2 separate regions of the Mus musculus genome follow, and region 2 is linked to region 1. Evidence: chromatin loops called from intact Hi-C (ENCODE). Cell type or tissue: heart. All regions are shown on one strand.

What was found. A loop is a pair of places that touch in the nucleus more often than their neighbours do. Peaks named below come from ENCODE experiments on the same cell type or tissue, not always from the same donor. Only the 100,000 strongest peaks of a DNase experiment are listed, where the experiment ranks them.
Region 2: it touches region 1 in a loop (1.8-fold over the local background); 2 of 42 quality-filtered maps call a loop at or near these places.

What each region holds. Positions count from the first base shown.
Region 1 is chr14:29,070,105-29,078,104 of GRCm38, reverse strand. Cacna2d3 (calcium channel, voltage-dependent, alpha2/delta subunit 3) reads left to right here. Exons shown (of 38, transcript NM_009785.1): 18 at 4,965-5,048. Among named protein-coding and RNA genes, the nearest start is that of Lrtm1, 56 kb to the right of the region's middle. In heart, a CTCF peak has its summit at 4,134 (motif pointing right); no DNase peak of the experiment used is centred here; H3K27me3 peaks cover 1,257 bases.
Region 2 is chr14:28,528,952-28,536,951 of GRCm38, reverse strand. No RefSeq gene overlaps it. Among named protein-coding and RNA genes, the nearest start is that of Wnt5a, 27 kb to the right of the region's middle. In heart, no CTCF peak of the experiment used is centred here; a DNase peak (open chromatin) is centred at 3,821; H3K27ac peaks cover 416 bases.

The DNA of each region.
Region 1 (8,000 bases):
GCTTCCAAAGCCAGTTTGCAGGTAACACAGAAGATGGTTCTATCCAGACCATTAAAAACTGCACTTCAAGCCAGCCCTTGGGGAGTTCTTACTTGTTCCAAAGAGGGGTGTCTTCTTGTTCCATCGTTCCAGCCACTGGCTTGTTTGTGTGCTCACCACATCTGGCCTTTATTTGAAACTCCACCTCAAAGTATTTCATAGCACACAATATCTTTCCTTATTAAATTCTCCTGTACATTTTTTTTTTCGTAAAACAGGCACCAAAAGCTGCAGGCCTACCTGTGGCTCTGAGACTGTGTTCATAAACCTTTGGAAACCATTTGTGATTCGTTAATCACATTTTCAAAGGAAGTTACAGATTATAGATATGCTAACAATTGCCATATACGGTGCCTGGCACTGTAATGGGCTCCTTACGAATGAGGAACAAGGAAAGGAAGTTGGAGAGCCAGGCCTGGGATTTGTCCCACACAGAGGCTGCATGGGGGAGGGGAGAGCCAGTCTCAGAGCTTAACTATTATACTGTTCCTTGGAGGAGGCATGGAGGGAAAGTATGTAGAGCTGAGCTCTGCTTAAGCACAGAAGTGCACTCAGTAGGTGGCAAGGCATTTTATAAATCAGATGTTCCCAAATAATCATTAAAGTTATGAAGTCTGTAAATGTTTCACATAAAATGTATTTTTTTAAAGGAGTGCATTTTGCTAGAGAGATGGCTCAGTGGTTAAAAGTGCTTACTGCTCTTGCAGAGACCCGGGTTTTATTGACAGCACTCACATCAGGCAGCTTACAACTGCCTCTCACTCTAGTTTCAGGAGACCCCACACTCTCTTCTAGCCTCTGTGTGCTCCTGTACACATATGGGGCACATAAATCCAGACAGGCATGTACATACACACAGAGACACATAGATATAATAAGTAAATGATCTTTACAAGCTGTTCATGTATAAAGAGAAGGGAAGGCATTCGATGTATACAGTCTGATCACCTGATGCTTGGAACTCCAGGTAAGATTATTTTCAAGAGAAGTATGTGGTATGGGCTGATGTGGTGGTACAGACCACTAATGCCAGGCCTTGGGAGGCAGGCAGGTACATCTGTGTGAGTTGGAAGACAATCCAGTCTACATAGTTCTGGACTAGCCAGGACTAACAGGATACCCTGTCTCTAAAAGGAAAGGGATCAATTTGGGAAGCATACATTGACACATCCAAGAGGGCAAAGATGTCAGGTACGGTGTGGTCTAGGTATACATATATCTCCAGGATTCTCATTTCAGGCACAGTGTGGTCCAGAGCTATCCTATTCCATTTCCACTGCTTTCCCACAAGGGGCTTCATTTCCAGGTTGACTTAAACTAGGGGTCAAGGTGGCCATGAGGTGCTCCAAGCTCCAAGCTCACATCTCATAACATTAGCAGTGCCTGTACGTAGGGAACTACCTTTTCCGGGGCAATCCAAGAAAGCATCCCAGATGGAGTCTTTTGCGTTTCTTTTGCATTGTTGTAGGTTATGTCCCCATCTCTGAACTAATTCCTGCATTCTGGAATGATGTATATTGGCCTAGGTCCCTTGAGTGGTGATAAAAGAAAATGAACGGTTAGAGATGTGGCATACATGAGAGGATGCAGATGTAACTCCCATGGTAGGATGCTTGCCTACAATGTACAAAACCCTAGGTTCAATCCCCAGACACACTTAAGCTGTCCATAATGGTGCAAGTCTGCATTTGCAGCGCTTGGAATGTAGAGGCAGGCAGATCAGAAGTTCAATGCCATCCTCAACTACATAACAAATTCAAGTTCCACTTGGATTGTGTGGAACCCTATCTCCAACAAAGAAAAAAAAAGTCAAGGAGTTTAAACAGATTTCTCTCTTGTAAATGTTACCTCAGCAGAGCTGAGTACCTTAACACAAACATGGATATCTCTGTCAAGTGTCTAGACTCCCAACTTGTACATAGCAGAGGGGGACAATTGGTCATCCTTGTGTGACACCAACATATTCAGCAAACACTTCCTGCCTGTGACAGTGACAGCATTATTGAAGTCTCCTTCCTTTTGAGGAATTGGGGAGTGCTCAAGTCTGCACAGAGTCAGGTCTTCCTGGGTCAAGCACTCCTGTTCTGCCTGGGATGAGCTGCCAAGGGGGGAGAAGGACTTAGCCTGCCTGTCCTGGCAAGTTCTATTACCCCTACTTTACAGCTTGGTGGGAAGTGCTGAAGCAGGTCAGTGGTTTGCTTAGCACCAGACATCCAGGGTGAGGTGGGCAATGGTAGTGCCTCTGTACTCTTTTTTTTTTCTGACAAAATCCTGGGCATATTTTGAGGATAAAGATGTGTTTGGTATTTAGGACCTTAGAGTCAGTTTAAATTTAACAAAAGCTGAAATAACACGAGGCTCATACAGAAATTAAGGCAGGGTTTAGCAGGTGGTGAGGTATCCTTCCCAGTGCTGGCTATATGATCTTATTTGATTTTGCTATTGCATGTGTTACTTAGCTTGTCAGAGCCCATCTTCCTAACTATGGGACAGTGGGATGTGCAATGATAGAAGCAAAAATAAGGGAGGGGTACTCTAAGTAAGTTTGTGGGAAGAGAGGGGTGATGCTTAACTATCTGTCTTTACTGTTTTACACTTTGCATGTGTGTGGTACATGTATGTATTTGTCATGGGTATTTGCATGTGAACATGCAGATCTGAGTGCATGTGTGTACATGTATGTCCTGAAGCCAGATGTCTATGTCCGGTATCTTGGTATCTTTCTCAGTAATTCTCTATTCATTTTTAAAGGCAGGGTATCTTATAGAATCTGGTGTTCATTGGTGGCAAGACTGGCTGATCAATGAGCTCCAATGATCTGCCAGCCTCTGTCCCCATACCCAGTACCAATACACTGCATCTCCCTTTTACATGAATCTTGGGGATCTGAACTTGCATGGCGAGAACTTCACCATCACCATAGCCCCCAAATGCCTTATACTGTCAAGGTATTCAGTGTGTGTGTGTATACATGGTGTGTGTGTGTGTGTGTGTGTGTGTATGTGTGTGTGTGTGTTCTGAGTAATTAAATAAAGGAACATTGTGAAGTGACCAAAAGATGAACTCCTTCTTCCAAAGCAAAACAGAAGAATGGTTCTGACCCATCAACAGGCAGACCAACAATCTGTGATAGTATGCTTTTGAAGTTCAAGTTCTGGGCTGCCTGGAGTTTTTGAGAATGGTTCCTACTAAAATAGGCTTGGAAGCCAATGGCCTCTTTATCTGAGGTTCAGAAGGGCTGTCAGACTATCTTCCCACAAGGAAGGTCCAGAGTCCTAATACTCTATATACCTCCCCTGTGTCTCCTGCCTATGGCTCAGACCCAAGCCCCCCCCCCCTGCCCCCATCCTTCCTTCCTTCCCATTCCTTTTGCTTTTAGCAAGGCTGGCTCGCCCAGCTTCTATGCACACAGGAACTTTCCCTAACACGATCCAACTGCTAATCTGCTATCGTTTACAGTGGCTTCCGAGAGAACCACTTTCCTTCCTCTTCATCTGGAGTGGATCTGATGTCATAAAAGTGACTGTGAATGGTGAATGTCTTGTTAACTGGAAACCTCATAGACGAGAGTGTCGGCCCGGTTGACAACAAGCCCTTTTGAAGGCAGGCAGGGTAGCCTTCTTGGGTGGTGGTGGTGCAGGGGGAGGGGGAGACTTTCTAGAGATGGTGCAGGATCCCCACAGTGAAGTTGGCAGGGAATAAAGCGTATAGGAGCAACATTTGGCATCGTTTGGTACCACAATGATGTAAGAACCACCCCTCCTGGCCGGCCACAGTCTCCTTGATTGCACTGATGGCCATTTCAAATTTGTTTGATTCTAAAGTGGCAAAGGTTTCTCCTTTGTGTCTGGGGTACCTTCAGCAACTGTGTCTGCAATCACCAATCAATGTCTAAAGTGACAATTTGAGGTCTTAAAATATTTAGACTGACCTTGCATCTCTCTTAGATTCATTGTTTAATCAAAACAGGACTGAGTCAAAGAAGAGAAAAGAAAATGGGTACACCTCTATGCGTGTGTGTCTTGTATATATGTACAACTATGTATATATGTCAGTATACTATGAACTTGTGAAGTGTTTGCTTATCCTTAGCCTGCAGCAGAGGGCAGACTTTCCTACCTTATAAACACCCCAGTAAGCAGCAGTAAGGGCCTTAAGACACACAAATATCCAGACACAAGAATGTCCGGTCGATAAAATGGTACACTTGCTGGTTGACTAACACCGGTGATTTAGGGGGAAAAAGTGAAAGCACTCCCCAGTTATTAATGCACTCATCAGCTTTTCCAGAGAAATGCCCTAATGGCCATTAAATCTGGCAGCGATTCCCAATACTCACATCTACTGCAGGTGAAGGAGCTGTGTTTAGCTCAGCACTGCCAGGGCCAGTAGCAAACGGGAGGTCTGTGAGTCTGCAACATGTACTCAGGATGCTGAGCCAGAGTCCAACTGTGGAGACCAATATTTTGTTTCTCAGCTGAGAAGTCTGGAGGAGGTTTGAGATGGGAAGTTTATGAAGCTTAGGGGAAAGGACAAGATTTGATAAATATATGTAGGAAGCTCTTTCCTCTGACATAAAGGGCTGCGCACATTAGCTTTTGAAGAGAGATGGGTCTGCTCACCCTTCACATATTCCTTCCGAGGGTGAGATAAATATTCTTTGCACCTGACATTTTAGAGTCAAGGAATTCTCTAGACAAATGTATGCCAAGCAAAGAATTGACCTTTATAGTCTCCAAATCGGAAGAAAGGCGAATAGCCAGGGCTGACGTTAAAGTCCTTATATTGCCACCCACAGGGCTGATCTCAGGTACCTGATGTTTCCTCACAGCTCACACTCAGCAAGCAGGCCCTAGGAGGATAAAGATGCCCAGGTTGATAACTTTACGACCATTTGTCTGACTTTCTCCTCTTCCCTATGCTAGTATGAAGAAGGAAAAAAACGGAGGAAACCCAACTACAGTAGTGTGGATCTCTCTGAAGTCGAGTGGGAAGACCGGGATGATGTGGTAAGTGACCCTTTGCAGCCCTCATTGTCAAGGACAATACTGACCATAAAAGATAGGCCAGAGGACAGCAGAGGGCTGTGAAGACAACTGACCCTTCCCTTATGGTTGGAGTTGTATAGCTCCTCCTGCTAGTCTGCTGAGCCTGTACCCAGCAGGCTCTGGATTCCTCTACAGCTGATTCATTCCACTTCATCCCCAGTATAATTGTCAGGACTTGCCTTACCATCTTCAGAGAATCCTGTTGCTGGGCAACAGGAGACCCAGTAACTACAAAGACATGCCATCTACAGGCCAATAAGACAGGCTCCCAGATGGATAGAATGAACTTGTTAGGTCTACGTGGACACAACTCTTGTCACCAAAGAGTAGCAGAGGAGTGTGAGGGCTCAATTTCCCCATGTGTGGTCAGCCTCCCAGCCCCACTGCTACCTCCACTCCCAGTCCCCTGTCCTGTGCTTCTACCTGTCCCACGGGATGTCACAGGAAGCCATTTGACATCCCAGACTATCTCCTCTTGCTTTATAGAAACAGGGCTGGCGTCCTAACTCCCTTGTTGCTGCTTTCTTCATTTTCATAGCCTCTGCAATGTGAATGGCCTTAGCTAGCAGAAAGCTCAGGTTTTTCTCCCTTGTCTATAAAATGCAAAAGCCATATCTATTACAGAAATTTTACCTAGTTCTGTCTGGTTAAACCCAAGCTCAGACAAAATAAAATTGTCATTCAATAAAAACTACTGCCTCATCCACTCTTCTTTTCCTATCTGCCACTGCTTTGACATCATGGAGAGTCAATGACCAAGAAGAGTTTGCTGTCTTCTCTTCCTCAAGCACTGTGACCAGGATCCTGGTGGGTTTTTAGGGTCATCTGCAGCTCATGTGCTCTTCCCAACCCCTGCACCATTGTGGACAGCTACAATGCCAGGACTCAAATCTCACCTGTGTGGAGACTGTCTGTCTCTGGTGTGTGGCAATTACTGCTTCCCCTCATAGGTTGTCCTTGCAGATGCTTTGAGGATTGAACATACTGGTTGAATGAAAGATAAAAAATAAAAAATAAAAGTGCTTATACCACCGTGTGACTATGTGAGGATGCTGGAAATGGGCCCTCCCTCTGGGATCACAGTGCTGATTCCTACCCTGGTCCTTTGAGTAGCTTCTGCTCGCTTTCTCTTCTATGGTCACCGTTTCCCATGCTGTTTTGACCTCAAAGGATGCTCTCTGCTTCTTTCTTAGAAGTGTTGGTATTTACCATAGGCAGGATTTTTCATCTTTTCTATTGTAATCACCTAGGATGGAAGACTTGGTCATACTAACCCATACTTCCCAAGTCCCATTTCCCTCTTATTATCCTCAGTGCTCCTGCTAGTCCTGTGTGTGTGTGTGTGTGTGTGTGTGTGTGTGTGTGTGGTGAGGAGGACATCTCCTTTTGCTATTCATGGTTCTGAAATGATTTTTGTCTCCTTATCTCATTTTCCTTTATGGGTGGAGTTTCAAGTATCAGATTCCAAGCATGCATTTCATTGTCATCTAACTTACAGGGCTGGGTTCTAGGTGTCTACTCTCATATTTACCATATTCTTCATATTCAAATTGGCCTCTGGCTATTTTTTGTCTGGTTCTCTGTGGCAAGAAGCCCAAGGCATTAGTTCTTTTAATATCAATGTGCTTGACATAGGAAAACTTAAGTCACCATCTCTCCTGTGGATCTGGGCCCAAAGGAACTATTGGAGAATTTTGAAAATCTGTGTAACACATTCTCTTATGAGGAATGCACAGAGGCCCACATACCAATGTGCTAATGCAGAAGTTTGCAACTAAGTGACTAAGGACAGGGTTCAGGACAATGTGGGTAAAGGACTGTGGAAGCAGAGCTTTCTGGGCCACATAAGCAAAGCCTGCCTGGATGCAGAGAAACTGACTGGAGCATCCTACTTCCCATGGACAGCAAGGCTCGTGTATAATTTAATGAGCACGTTTATAGCATAGACCCTGCTGCATACTTCCAAAAATGACACAGTATCACATATGTCACTTAAATTTTTTGCAAAATAGTCTGGCCAAGAATAAAATAAAGGGGCTGAAAGGATGTTCATTGGTGAAGTGCTTGCTGTGCAAATGGGGGGGGGGGGCAGCTGAGGTTGATCCCCAGAACCCCTGTAGAAAGCTGGCCATGAATGGTGCAATTCCAGTTGAAATCTCAGTACTGGGGAGGAGGGGCCTGATCTCCTCTGATGGGGCCCAGCAAGAGATCCTTTTCTGAGGGATAAAATCCAACTTTAAACTCTGGCCCTCACCTCTCACATGTGTACACATACACATGTACAACCACTTGTGCATACAACTACATGTACATACATGTACCTATACAAACACACATACAAACACACACAAGAGAAAGGCAGAGCACACAGAGAAGTGTGCTCGTGACTTCCGATGTCACCATAGTATCAAATATCATGCCAATTATTGTGAAAAGACAGATATTTAGGTGGCCTGTGTGTCAGCAATGTCTGTGTAACCAGGGAGGATCATCTCCAGGGAAACAAAAAGTGTCTTAATTTTCTTTTAATTTTTATTTTTCCTCCTTCCTTTCCTTCTTCCTGCCCCTCCTAATCATCCTCCCTCCAACCTTCCCATATTTGGTCCAACTCTCAATGTGATAGCCCCTTTTTCTTTGGATACTACATATAATATTGTATATGTATATGTATATGTATATGTATATGTATATGTATATGTATATGTATATGTATATGTATATGTATATATTTGAGTGATATGTATATATATATATACATATATATATATATATATATATATATATATATATATATATTTGAGTGAGTGTGTGGGTATATGTGAATGAGCACGTGTATGCACAAATACATATAGATACAACTTGATGAGTCTGTTTTTATTGTTTGTGTGAATATGGTTTCAGGGCTGAAATTCC
Region 2 (8,000 bases), 540 kb after region 1:
GGGAACCATCTTCTTTCATGTTGTACAGAATGGCACATCTCCTTGATAAATGTGGTCTGCCAGGACAATGCGGCAACATTTTGGGATCCCAAGAATGGCTGAGGACCAGAAAACATATTGTAATCCCTGGAAGCAGCACAAGAGGAATGGGTTCATTAGGAGCTCAGAAAGAAGCCGTCCTGCCCCTGCCACGGGTGAGAAGGCTGCCGTTGAAGCTTAGCTGTCTGCCCAGAAAGAGATTGCCCACAGAAGGAAGCAATTATGAGAGAAAGAAGAAAAAAAAAAAGACCTGCTGGTGCCATCCTCCATATTAGCCTATGATTTGGTAAGCAAATCAGATAAAGGAGAGGATAAAGTGAAGGTTCTTGTTTGCTGTTTCTCACAGTTTGGGTGTGACAAAAAAAAAAAAGTGTGTGTTGGGGGGGGGGTGGTCTCCAAATAAATTTCTGCCAAATATGCCTCTCTGGTTTTCAAACCTTTGAGTCTGTAGGTATCAGTGGAAATGGGTAAGAGCAATAGGGAGTGAGCTAAGCAGGAGAGAGCCTCTGGATGGTGCCCAGTTCCCTGGGCCAGATAGAACTCTTTGCAGGAGAGTTAAGAAGGGAGAGAGTTCAACAGAGACCTGAGGCTGGTATGGGCTTCTGTGACTTTGCCAAGACCCCTAGTGGGTCATGATCTTTATGAGGTGGGAAAGGCACTGGTAGATCTGAGTGACTTAGACCAGCATGTAAATCAGGTTTGTAAAGTACTAAAGCAATCAAGAGTGGATGAGAGAAAGAAAAAGCAGATGAAGGGGGCTGTCCAGGTCACTTGAAAGCAAATGTGGCGAGATTGGTGTGGAGCCAGGCTTCCTGGGGAAAACCTGACGGAGAGCCAAGCGCTGTATTTGTGAGGTTCTGGAAGGCTTTAAAGCCTGAATAGTTCACCAAAGAAGTGCAGGTGATCCCTGCGGCCAGCTGCCATGAAGGAAGCAGATCTCATGGGTAGGCACTGGGCCAACTGCTTCCCTAAAAGGGAGGCCAAGGCTGCCTGCAGGCATAGCCATTCAGAGTGACCAGAGGCCCCACATTCAGCTGTGGACTTACTGGTTTCTAATATGCTTGGGTGGTTTCAGGATCCAGGCCCTAGTTGGGTCCTGGTGGCCTGCAGAGACATAAGAAGCCATTAGCAGTGGACGTGTAGACAAGGGGTGCAGGTGAAAAGGGGAACTGGCCTTATCACAAAGGAGGCGAAGTTCATGTCTTTCCCCCAACCCCCACCCGCTAGGGCAAGTCACACAACACATACCAATCGTTACTTTGTTCATCCTATCCATTTTTATAGTTTAAAGAGACTTTAATTGCACAAAAGCCAACCACAGTCATCAGAGAGATCGATGAAAACCAGTTTTGGTTTTTGTTGTTTTGTTTTGTCACTTAGAGATAAGAACTACGTAACACTAGATAACACTGTGTACTAATTTTTTTTTTCATAAATACAGGAGGCAAAATTTACCTGCTCATTTCCATTATAAAGCATAAGATCAATGCTGAATGCAAAAAGAGGATGAGGATCCTTGGGTACCAAGTCAGATGCCCTACACTACCCATAATTATCATAGGACTAACTATAAAGGCTGCATTAAGACACCATACAACCAACAGCACACTAATGAGTAAAGGAAACGCCTTCAAATGACTCCCTGGAAAAGAACAGAACTTGGGAGCAAAAGACCATCCTGGTCTCTAGATATCACCAGATAAAGCCACAAGAGTGACATCCCCAAAGGAGATAGATTCGAAAATCATTAAAATTCAGTCAGTTCCCCACCCCCACATCCTCTTTTCCTCACTCCACCTCAGAACTATCTGTAAGTCTTGAAGGGTATCATCATACTGTTCGCTACAGGCAGGAGCACCTGGGTTCACCTCCTTCTCTCCACTAGCCCTGGGACTCCTGATAATGCTCCACTAACTTTGCTACAAATGTGGCAATTTTAGACTCTCTAAGTGGAATTGTATCCAGTGTTTGTCTTTCCACACCTGGCTTTTTTCACTTAGCTTAATTTCCTCCAGACTCACTTACATCCCCTCTCACAGCCTCAAGTCTGACTAATACTTTGTAAGTCAGTACCTCCCTCCCTCCCCTCCCCCGCTCCCCCCGCCCCCCCCACCCCCCCCACCCCCGCCTTGGTCTGTCCATCCGCTGCACACTGACATTGCTTCACGCCTTTACTGTCTTCAGTAGTCTTGACAACAATATAAATATAAATTGAAGATAAAAGAGCAGGTATTTCTTCGGGGACCTGCTCTTAATCCAGTACAGGGATGGATATGTGATAGGCTAGGTGAAGGAGCTTAGCCCTTAGAAACCAAGCTGGAGCCTCCATGTTCCAGCCCACCACCCCAAACAATGACTGCTGATTGAACAACAGGCAACAACCAATCAAGTCCTCTCATTAGGAACGTGTGTGTGTGTGTGTGTGTGTGTGTGTGTGTGTGTGTGTGTGTGTAATTCATTAAGAGCCAATGACTGGGATATTATCATCTTGAGACCAGAGCATTTGTGATTACCCACAAGTGACCCCCCCCCCAAGACCTGAACCTATTCTCATTCTTTAGTAGGAGTAGGCTGCTGGGTTCCCCCCAGGAAATTAAGAAAATACAGACTCCCTAGGAATCACTGTCTACACAGTAAATCTGCATAACCAAAAGGTAGGTTCTAAATCTGCATTTTGCTGATGTCATGTGTTAACTTAGAATCCATGGTGAAGGGGAATTCATGAATGCCTTGCTCTGGGCTCCTCCCTGGAGCCTAGACCTTGGTTCAGGCAGACCTTGCCATCATCATTTTGTAACCGTGGTCCCCACCCCACAGCCTGCAGCCTGTAACAACTGCTAACAGATCCGTAACTGAGGCAGCCAGAGCTTCAGGTCCTGCTGCTGCAGAGTCCATCTGTATAGTCCTGGGCCCTGCATCCTGTGCCTTACTTAGTACCCATGGCTGTCTCCCAGGCCATTGAAGACTCTTCTCTTGTTTCAGTGTTACAAAGGGATTTAGGTGTAGTGGAATTTGAAGCCAGACTGCCCTCCATAACAAAAGCCTGTCTTAAAAAGGAAAGAAAAGAAAAGGAAGATAGGGGAGTGGTGGGGAGGAAAGAAGGAAGAGAAGGAGGAACAACAAGGGAATGACCAATACTAAGACAGTGTCATAGTCTATATTCTGAGCAAATGGCTCTCATGGTGTGTCTGAAATCAGCACTGGTCAGTAGGCTTCTTGTGCCGGTGGGAGATGATGAAGGCCTGGCTGCCTTCTAGATGCTCACTGAGCATCTCATGTGTGCAGGTGCACATCTAGACCTGCACTCCTACACTCACAGGAAATCCTATAGCTATTCCGTCGTTTACTTTCGTGGCTATATTAAGCCCCTGATATGAGGCTCGATGCCCTGAAGAATGAACTGCTTTAACCATTCCAGCTCAGCTAGTCCCCACAGCTGCTGGTGGCTCTTGTCGACGCGACGCGACTGTTTTAGATACTTTGCCTAATTAATTGTGCAGAGTAGGAAACACCAGCTTAGTTTTAGTAAACCAGGAAATTGATACTCAGGGATGGAAAATGGCGTGCCTGAGGTCACAGGATGAGGCAGGGCAGGAATCCAAACGCAAACTGATTCTGTGACACACCATAACTACTCCGCACTTACACGCATGGGCGTGAAACTCTGATAGGGGATAAAAATAAAACGGGACCGTCCCATCTCTCCGGCATCAGCTCTGTTTTAGTTACAAAGCCAAAACAGAAAGCAATGCCAGAGGCAGGACCACACTATCAATTCCGCCTACCCATGTGGACTGCTGGCCAGCGGGCTTGGCGAGGAACTCCAGTCCTGGCTCAACACAAGCCTGTGGTCAAGCATGTTTTATTGCATGCCGAAACTCAAAGATTGCTCAGCCTCCAAGACCAGAAGTGATTGCAGGGCAACAAGGGAAGGGAGGCTAGAGACTGCCCCTCCTGGCTCTGAGAGTGGACACCCTGTCTGGCGAGTTGCCTTCTGCCTTCATAGAGCCCCGCCGCACCCCAATTCAGGGAGGCCCCATTGCCTGGGAAATGTCTCCAGTGTCTAGGCTCCCACGCCCAGGGGAGCCTCCATCTCTAACAGTTAGGGCCAGCCATTCAAATCATATTACACTGTAAGTGGTTCTACAAATTGTCAGCCCTAATGAAATTTAGCAAGAAGCAGCGGGAGAGGTGCAAACAGTTTAGAACTGGTTTCTTGGGTTTCGAGCCCCAAATTCAAGTGGTTGAAGCTTCTTATGGAAAAAAAAAATGCAGGGAGCATAAATTTCCCCTTGTCACTGGGGCACCCTCTTAGGGTTCTCTCTTTCCCAGTGCCCCACCCTAAATGGTACCAAGTCGTGATCCTTCCTCACAAGAGAAAGTCTGAGTGATTTGTTTACCCAGCTAAAGTTTTGGTTGGTAGAGGCCCTGGGGAAATGCAGAGGGGAAGAATAAAGGTGGAGAGCTTGGGCCCCAGCCTGGATTATGGATTTCAGGAAAGGCTCTGAGTGGGAAAACGTACCTGCCTGCCAGGAATCCCTCCAGGAAACCAGCCTGTTAGACAGGACCCGTGTTCTCTGCACTGCAAACAGTCTGGAGATGGCAGGCTGCAAGCCAGCTTCATCCTGCTCTCTGCCCACCACTCGGTAACATCCCCAGATGTGCTCTCCATGGCCGAGGGGTGGGTCATGTGCAGTTGCTACTTACAGGCTGCCGATAGAAGACTTACCACTTGTCGTTTATTGTGTGAGCACCACGTCCAGGCCAGTTGCCTGCACAAACCACTTCCTGGGAAATCCCTGGGAACCTATGCACAATGGCCAGGAACTGCCCCTTTCACAGATAAGGCCCAGGAAGGCCAAGAAAAGGGCCAGTACTCTATGGGTGGTTTTGAAACACAGAATGTCATGATTTGAGGGACAGAGCACCTGGATAGACAAAGAGAGGGCAAGGCACATGGGCAAATGGGCAGAAGGACAGAGGACAGAAGGACAAAGGCCAAACAATGTAGTCCAGGTTCCATTTGCTTCATTTGCCCATGTTCTGTTTCCCACCTCCAAATATGATCAGCTGGTTAAAGGAGAAGGCAAATACTCTTGACACTTTCCAAACCACTATGCACATGTTGAAGAATGGGGGTCCAGAGAAGGCACAAACTTTGCCCCAAAGCCACACAGCAAAATGACAGACTGTGATGAGCCAGAGCACAGACCAAATGGTTTGGGTCTAGGGACATGATACATGATGGTTCATGTGCAGAAGAAAATTCCCAGCCTGCTGTTCATGGCGCCCTCCAATGGAGGAAGGGGAGGGGAACAGCCAGGTGACCTCTACTGGACCAGAGTCCTTGTAAAATGTCAGGTTGTGAGAGTGTCTGGACTTCCCATGTTCTCCTGGGAACCTGACATCCTGGACATAGTGAATAGAAGCTGCTGTGGTCCTGGAGCCTGTGCTATTGTCTCTGAGCTTTCAGATGAGGAGGCTGATGCCAGGAGAGAGCCAAGAGTCTGCCCAGGAAGCACAATGGCTGCCTGCAGCAGATGCCTGGGATGCCAGGGTCCTGCTCCTGTTGTGTTCAGTTCCTGCTAAACTGGGCTCCAGTTTCTCAGCCTCCACTCAGCCCTGTGGAGCTGCTTAGTCTGTGCCCTGCCCAGCGGTCATGGTGTCTTCTGAAATCAAGGAAAACTTTGTGGAGCCAATCCTGTGGATCCCCACTAAATCATGTGAATGGAGCACCCTGCATTTGTGGAACCTGGAGGTTCTAGCTCGTCTCCGAACCCTGGTGCTGAGAAGGGGCTGTTTTTGTAGATTCCTGAGACGGCCACAGCAAGAGTACTTGCTAGGTGTCAGGATAGCAGGATCCACAGTCCTCACCATCACCTACAAAGCAGTCACAGTCTCATATATTACAGATGATAATGTTGAAGCTCAGAGGGGTTCTGTAGGTGGCCAAAGGATGCACAGCTAAGGAGAAAAGCTTCCAGCCAGGGTTTTTTCGGTTTGTTTGTTTGTTTGTTTTCAGGGAGATGGTGATTGTTTTTCTCTTCTTTTCTTTTCTTTTCTTTTCTTTTCTTCTTAGCTGAAAGCTTTGTCCTTCCCTCTGGGTCATACTTGTGGTGAGTGTGTGGGAGTACGTCTTTGAATCTCAGCTGTCCTCAGACTGCTAATGCAATGAGAACCATGAGTCTAGATCTCAAGAGGTCTCAAAGAGCCCGGAGTGCCTCACTGGAGATGGAAGGTCACAGGGAGAAAAACCCATTCCGTTCATTACTACCTTCATGATGGAGGGCATTTCTGTAGACAGGACCTGCAACAGAGCAGTAAAGTCTTCTCTTCGCCCAGATGGACTTGGGTGGAATCTTTCTCAGGTCTGTCCATGCCTCTCCTATTTGGGGTAAGCAGACATTCTTTATGTTTCTCCAGGAAAAGTCATGGCCCCTGAAGATGGGTTACCATGATGCTCCAGGGACTCACCTGGTTTGCATTTCCTTCTGGCTAGTGGGATCCACACCAAGTTTGGGGACACAGTGATGGCCTTGGGAAGTATCAGGAAAGCCAGTGCACCAGATGGATAGAATTACTAGTTCCAAATCTCAGAGTCTTGCAGTTGACATTTATAAGGAAACCACTCAGAGAATGCCTGGTGGATGTGTGACCCTTCTCTGCAGGTTGAATCAGGGACCCAGGCCTCTCTGCCTGGGGCTCCATCAGCTGCTGGTGTTCAGGGTCAGTGACATAAAGACACAGAGAATTCACAGTGGGTTTTCAAAACCTCAGGCTCCAATCTCCTAATCTCTCACCCTGAAGTACGCAATACTCCCAATCCCCCCAGTTGACAGAACAAGTCCTCTGGTCATATATATGGGGACTCTGACAAAACAATGTCCCATTAGGCGGACATCTTCCCTTAACACCACCATACTGCTGCAGAAGAGGATGGGTGGACACTTGGGTCAGACTTAAACTCTTCAAATTATCCATTCCTTCGTCTACAAAGCAGAGTCAAAGTACTAACTCGGGTGGTCTTCGAGGGTCTTAAGCAAAACGAGAGAAGGAACCATTAGCACCAAACAAGAATAAATGTTATCAGGAGGACATAACTACGATCATAGAATTCTACCTTGAGAGGTGAAGGCAAGAGGACAGTAAGTTTTGAGGGCTAGCCCAGGCTACATAGGCAATGACAGCCTACTAACCTACTGAGTCAGAGAAAATAAAGAAAAGGCCAGAGAGACATCTTACCCAGGTAACACAGGTTTCCAAGCGACACATCCCACACTAATGAAGCTCAGCAGCAGGCCTCTCCTGCCCGTCCCACCGCACCCAGGCTACTGCACTGCCCTAGCCTACATTAAAGACAGAGTGAGTCCTCCCAAGGGCAAGGGTCTTTCCTGGCCAGAAGTGCTTCCTGCTTGGCAACTCCAGGGTGCCTCCGGATCACACACCAAAGCCCCTATAGGTTTAGCCAGGTGGGGGAGGGGTAGGCTGGCTAGAACAATACCCCTGGTGGTTTAAAGTCTTTGTTTTTTAACTGATTCCACCTTTTATGGTAGGTTGTGAGGCATCCTGGGGGTGGGGGTGTTAGATCACATCATTTAAATATTAACTCTAATCGCGGTTGCTTACATCCCTTGTTCTATGTGAGGGCTGAGATCATGGAGACTCTAGATGACATTGCCTGTGAGTGGCAGAGCCAAACCTGGGGAGGGAGAGCCTCTTTGAACACTCAAGGATCATTTATTGAGATCCCACGATCGATCTGTGTTTGCACAGGAAATCTTGCTTTTCCTTAATTCTCACACTGCAAGTACCTAAACACACACTTAATAAGGATTGCTGTGGCTTTCACTCTCAGGTGTCCCCCACCCCCCACCTGGGACATCTAGAAATGTCTGGAGGCAACATTGTGATTTTTCATACATGGGAGAGTGCTGTCATCTTCTAGAAGAAACCTGTCTGGA